2 separate regions of the Mus musculus genome follow, and region 2 is linked to region 1. The links are chromatin loops, found by intact Hi-C in ENCODE. Cell type or tissue: heart. All regions are shown on one strand. Each heading gives the region's core, and the rest is flanking DNA. Links, peaks and the distances in the headings are about the cores only.

Region 1 (2,913 bases), core at 211-2,710:
AAGATCATGTTGATTTCCAGAAAATGGCACCCCTACTGGCCCAGGGAGACAGACTGGGCTGTTGGGGCTGCCTCATTTGCCATTCACCAAGGAGATGGACAGAGAAGGCAATGGGGGGCTTCCAGAACTGTTCCTAGAGTCCTTGTCCACTTAAAGCCCAGAGTAAAGACCTTTGAAAGACTCCGTGGAGGAGGTGGCCTTGCCCTCTAGGAAAAGTGGGACCAGTAGATTCTGATCAGTGAGAAGGGGGGTCCTGGGGGGGAGCAGGAACGGGAGGAGGAGGAGCAAGCTCTCCCCAAAAACTCTTTCCAAAACAGAGAGGTCGAGAACATGGACGCCTGGCTGAGCCAAGACTCCCCAGCAAACGTCAAGCTTCCTGGCTTGCTACTACAGTGCTTTTGAGCAGTTTGAACCCTAAAGATAAGGCCCCACTCAGCACACACCCCAGCCTTTAGTCCTTTACTGAAGACATCTAACTTAGAGGTGAGATGTACAACAGCCATACATTGAAAATATAAATAGATCCTTACGATGACTTAAATTCTAAAAATCAGGACAGTTGAGTGCCAGACACAGGGTTCTGTTATTTGTTTGTTCCATTTAATGCATTTACCTTTTAGCTTATTAATGTATTTCCTGTCCTTGTTACAACAGTCCTATGAGGTTTACAATGAAAGAAACGGAGGTTTAAAGCCTTTTAGTTACTTACTAGTCGATGGGTGTAATTGTAACTCTTCTTGTCGTTTGACAAACTATATGAGAAGAGCAGCTTAGGAGAGGAAGGGTTTACTGTGGCTCCCAGCTGAGGGTTCAAGTTCATGACTAGAAGGTAAGGGAGGCAGGAGTAGAAAGCAGATGGTTACGTGGCATCCACAGTCAGGAAGCCCCAAGGATAAGCGATGGTGCTCAGCACTCCTGTTTTTCAGTCCAGAATCCCATCTCATGGGATGGTGCTACCCTCGTTTAGGGTGGGTCTCCCCACTTCAAGACGTGTCTGCTAGGTGTGTCTCCCAGGCGATTCTACATCCTATCAAATGGATGGTCAATATTAAGCTTTGTCTTGGAGAAGCCATGATTCAAACCCAGGTATGTTTGAGTACCAGGGCGTAGTTTTCAGTGTGGTTTTGGCTACAGTGTGCATGTTTCAGGTGACTTTGAAACTACCTCTCTGTCTGAGCTAGACAACTGAGGAAGGCAGAAAGGGGAGCAAACAGAAGGATCTTCTTCATGGACCACCCTGATCAGGCCTGGCCCCTGAGGGCTGATTGGCTCAGACCCAGGAAGGTGTGAGACCTGTGCTTCTGTTTCCTGCACTCATGCTGCTGGGGTGATTTCACAGCCAGAGAAAGGCAGGGGGAAACGGAAGAGAAGTCAAAGATGTGCCAGGGAACCAGAAAGGAGCTTCAGGAAATGCTTTATCTAAAAATATGCCAGTTCTGAAAGAAAAACAGTCATTAGAGGGTGTGAGAAGCCCCCACGGTGAGGAAAAGCAAAACAGTTAGATTCACGGGGAGGCCAGTGGAACAACAGAGAGACCCATTACCCACCCACTTCCTGTGCCATTAGCCAGGCGAGCAGACAAAATGACAACCCACAGACAGCGCTCCAGGGGAAGTGTCTGAGGACAGCCTCAGAAGACGCAGCAGGGAGGTGGGAGGGGAAGAGACTGTTCCAGATATCCAGATAATAGTTTTTTCACATCAGCTGGTCCAGCTACAGTTTTGGCTAACGTTTCCTGTGTAGTGGCTACATGCCATTATCTCATGCTAGCCTTTCAAGGACAAGGAGAAGGAAAGGGAACCTGTAGGGTCGAGTGGTTTGTCCAAGGCCACACAGCTGCTAAGAGACAAAGACCAGACTCTACCCTAGATTCCTTGACCTTACTCGAAGTCTAACAGACCTAACAGCTCCAACAAGATCAAAAGGCCTGACTGTCCTCAACCGTGAAGGTCAAGCCCATTCACTTCAACTTTCCAGGCAGGTTACAGGGATTTTACAGTCTTTTTGTTCCAATTTAAAGTCTTTTTAAAAGATAGATTTATTTACTTGTGTGTGTGTGTGTGTGTGTGTGTGTGTGTGTGTGTGTGTGTGTGTATTCACCTATGTGCGCCCATCTATGTATGCAGATACGTATACATGGAGGTCAAAAGAGAGTTAAGAGTCAGTTCCCCCCATTCCTTCGAGGCAGAGTCTCTCCCTGAACCAGACACTTGAAGTTTTCCTGCCAATCTGGAAGCCAGCCAGCCGAGTTATCCTCTTGTCTCCTCCCTGCACTGGAGCTGGGGTTACTGCTGTTAGCAAGGACAGCCAGCCTGTTATGTGGGAGCTGGGATCCTCACGATTGGAGAGCGAATGTTCTCTACGCCTGAGCCCCAGGTTTTGCATTCTTTGTCTTGTCTTGTTTGAAGTCAATCTGGTAAAAGAACTTGCTGGTTTTTATTAGTGACTGGTCAGCCCTCACAGGTTGCTTCTCCATAAGACAAGCTGAAATGCAGATACAGCAAGTGAGCCTGTGTCTGCTGGAATTGTCAGAGGCTGAAGCAGGAGACCAAGAACCATGGGTGGAGGGAGAGGGGGCAGTTCCACTAGAAGGATCCAGCCATTGAGGACAGCGAAGGTTTCATGTGGCTCCTGATTGGCTTCTACCACCCTCAGCGCAGGCATTTTGTTGACAAAGCAAAGATACCTTTACCTTGAGCCCAAATCCAGCTCCTTTGACTCTGCAAGGAAGGGCTAATGTTTCTGCCCTCTGAAGCTCTGATAACTGTGTCTCTGAAGTAAACTGACAGGAGACAGAAAAAACAAAAGGCACGCAGATTTCTGCCACACACAGTGACATTACAGCAAGGACAGAGTACTTCAAGGCCCAGTAAGATCTAGAGGGAAGCTAGCAAAAGCGCTCTCTGTGTGAGA
Region 2 (2,913 bases), core at 168-2,667, 51 kb after region 1:
GCATCACTCTTTAGTGGAAGGGGAGGCCTGTTCTTAGCATGACCTCAGACCTCTGCCCACTAGAAGCAAATAGCACTCCACATGCCCCCACCCCTAAGTGTTTAACAACTGAAAAGTACTTCCAGAAATAGCTGGCATGTGGCTCAGTGGGTAGAGTGCTTGCCTAGCATGAACAAAGCACTGGGCTCTAGCTCCAGCGCTGTATAAATAGGGCGTGTTCTTGCAAACCTGTAATCCAACACTCTAAGGTAGATAGATGCAGGAGGATTAGAAGTTGATGGTTACCTTCTGCTATATAGCAAGTTTGAAGCCAGACTGAGAAACTCAAAACCCTGTCTCCAAAATAATAATATTAATTTTTAAGTCCTCAGATAATGCTATGAAAGCAACCAGGATAGTAAGGAAGAAACAAACGCCCCCATCTGGGTGAAACTGGTTTGAGTGTGAGCTCCTGTTCTGGAGATGATTCTAGTTCATTTGGAGGTTAATGATGGGGCAGAGCAGACAGGAAGTGAGTCGTTAAAGGAACCTCACTGCCAGGCATAGGAAGGTTGATTCCAGAGAATGCTGTCCAGGAATCTGAGAGAGCACAGTGAAGAGGTTGGCTCTGTTGTACAAAGGAACAAAGTCAGAAAAGGAACTTGTCTTTTTGCCACCAGTCTGGGCCCAGGGAACTCAGCAGCAGGAAAGGAAGAAATGTAAAGCCCAGGCCATGATCTAAAAAGCCCTCTCTTTTCAGCCCATCTCTCAGCCTGCTCCATCTATGACTGCTGCACCCACCGCCCCACCCTAGCCACTCTGAAGGTGTTGGTGCCGGAAGGCAGCCTAGGACTCACCAATGCGGCAAGGTTCAGGCTGTATACATACAACATCTTACATGAGCATCACAAGGTGTTGGGTAAAACAGCCAGACACAAAAGACCTACTGTGTGACTCTATTGACACAAAGTTGAAGAACAGAAGAAACACATTCCCATTGATAGGAGGAAGTGGTGGTTTTGGGTGCTGGTATTGCTAGAGACGACTGAGGGCATCCTCTGGGTATGGAGACCTCTGTCGCGATCCTGAAGGAGGCTTGTGAATGGGTAGAAATCCACAGAGCTATACATTTAGGATGGTCATACCTTCCTGTATGTTTCTATAAATAAGCTCTATCCCCTTAAAAATGAATGTTGACTCTGGAACCAAGTGGGTGTGGATTCCAGCCCTGCAGGTGATTCTGGCTAAGTCAGAATTTTTCTAAGAGGCTAGATGACCAGGGCAGTCCAGACAGGAAGTGCACAGTGAGTACAAATAGCGCTGTACTTAAAGGAACCACAGACACTGCCAGACACAGGACACAGTGTCTGTGTGAGGCACAGGATGTCTTAACGTAGGCTCCTCTGTTGCCCCAGGCACTGAGACAGGCCTGACAGCCATTAGCCTCTCTCTCCTCTACTTTCTCTGGCTTTGGGAGCCGTGCTCAGGCGCCACCTCTATTTGCCGAGTTCTTTATCAGTGGATAGAATATTTACAGAGTACAGCAGTGTTGATTACACAGTTCATTTTACTGGAGACTGGGGGATTGCACTGTCTCCTCCTGAGTTATTCTTGGCACGGCAGCATTTGCTCCCAGTATGCATTTCTTTACATCTGAAGTTCTCTCTCTCTCTCTCTCTCTCTCACCTCAGTGACACAGAGCAGATAGACTTCATGCTGTCTTCACCGTCGCTAGCCCCTTGATCTCTTTTATTCTTCTCTTTAGAAACTGGTTGATTCTGAAACAAACAAGCAGGAGTATGGATTCTAGCTCCAGCATCCCCTAACAGAGTTGGTAGACGTGTGTTTCACCTTTGCACATCCCTGTTCAGGGCAGGCTGTGGGTTTTGTTTGTTTCACTTTTTTTTTTCAGGGGTGGATGATGCGTGTACCACACAGTGCTTTTGTGGGGGGGTGGGGGGGGGTCAGGGTACAACTTGTAAGAGTTTGTTTTCTCCTTCCACCATGGATGTCCCAGGGATCAAATTCAGGATCAGGCTTGGGAGCAGGCACCCGAGTCATCTTACTCCACCTGCTTTGGTTTATCATATTTTATTTATTTAAGGGGAGTATCTGTGTGTAGAGTTGTGCGTTTGAACCTATATTGGCCATGGAAGCCTTTCTACAAGCAGACTCTCTGGCAGAAAATACTAGAATGCAAAGTCAATAACACTTGGGTTGACCATGTGTGCAGTTTGGGAACCTGCCCTCTCACTCCTGTGTCCCCTCCTCATTCCCACAGCAGACCCTAGACGATTTGCACAGGCTCTTGGGCATGGGCACTAAACCCAGTCATTGCAAGCCACTGCATTTGACCGTTTAACCAATTATTTCCTGGCCACCTAAGGCATGGCTTTCAAGGGCTCTCGTCCTATTTATTCCATGGATTTTAACCAAAAGACCCTCAGTAGATGGCATGTATTTGCACAGAAAATATTGAGCCATCACGCCTAGGGGAAGAGAACACAGCAGAAGGGGAGTGGGTTCAGAACAGCAGACCATGTGTCTCCTGTCATCCTGGAACATCACATGGACACCAAGGGTTTCAAGAAGCTCTTCAGGACAGGGGCACAAAGAAAGCTGCCCATAGACAGAACTTCTTCCCAAACCCAGAAATGCTAAATAAAGGAATGCAGAGACTGGGGCAGTTTGCACTGAAGACATTGTGTCTGAGAGTCTCCGCCTGGTATTGGTCCCCTAAAGCAGCTTCCTTCTTAAAACTTCTCTCTGGCCAGCAGGCAGCCATGTTAAAGTCACTTAGCACAGCCCCAAATCCACACAGCTGCAAAGACCCTTATTCCACATTACCCCTATTGATAGTTCCAGAGACAGTTTGGAATCAGAAAAGACTTCATAAAGACAAAATTTTTTAATGTAATTGAAATGTGTAAAATA

The links. Peaks named below come from ENCODE experiments on the same cell type or tissue, not always from the same donor. Only the 100,000 strongest peaks of a DNase experiment are listed, where the experiment ranks them.
Region 2: a loop joins it to region 1, with 3 times the contacts of the local background. A loop is called at or near these places in 4 of 42 quality-filtered maps.

What each region holds. Positions count from the first base shown.
Region 1 is chr9:70,890,317-70,893,229 of GRCm38, reverse strand. The region is part of intron 1 of Lipc (lipase, hepatic); the gene reads left to right. Among named protein-coding and RNA genes, the nearest start is that of Gm32017, 22 kb to the left of the region's middle. In heart, for the core only: no CTCF peak of the experiment used is centred there; a DNase peak (open chromatin) is centred at 1,589; H3K27ac peaks cover 1,823 bases.
Region 2 is chr9:70,839,613-70,842,525 of GRCm38, reverse strand. The region is part of intron 1 of Lipc (lipase, hepatic); the gene reads left to right. Among named protein-coding and RNA genes, the nearest start is that of Gm32017, 73 kb to the left of the region's middle. In heart, for the core only: no CTCF peak of the experiment used is centred there; a DNase peak (open chromatin) is centred at 1,345; H3K4me3 peaks cover 504 bases; H3K27ac peaks cover 2,244 bases.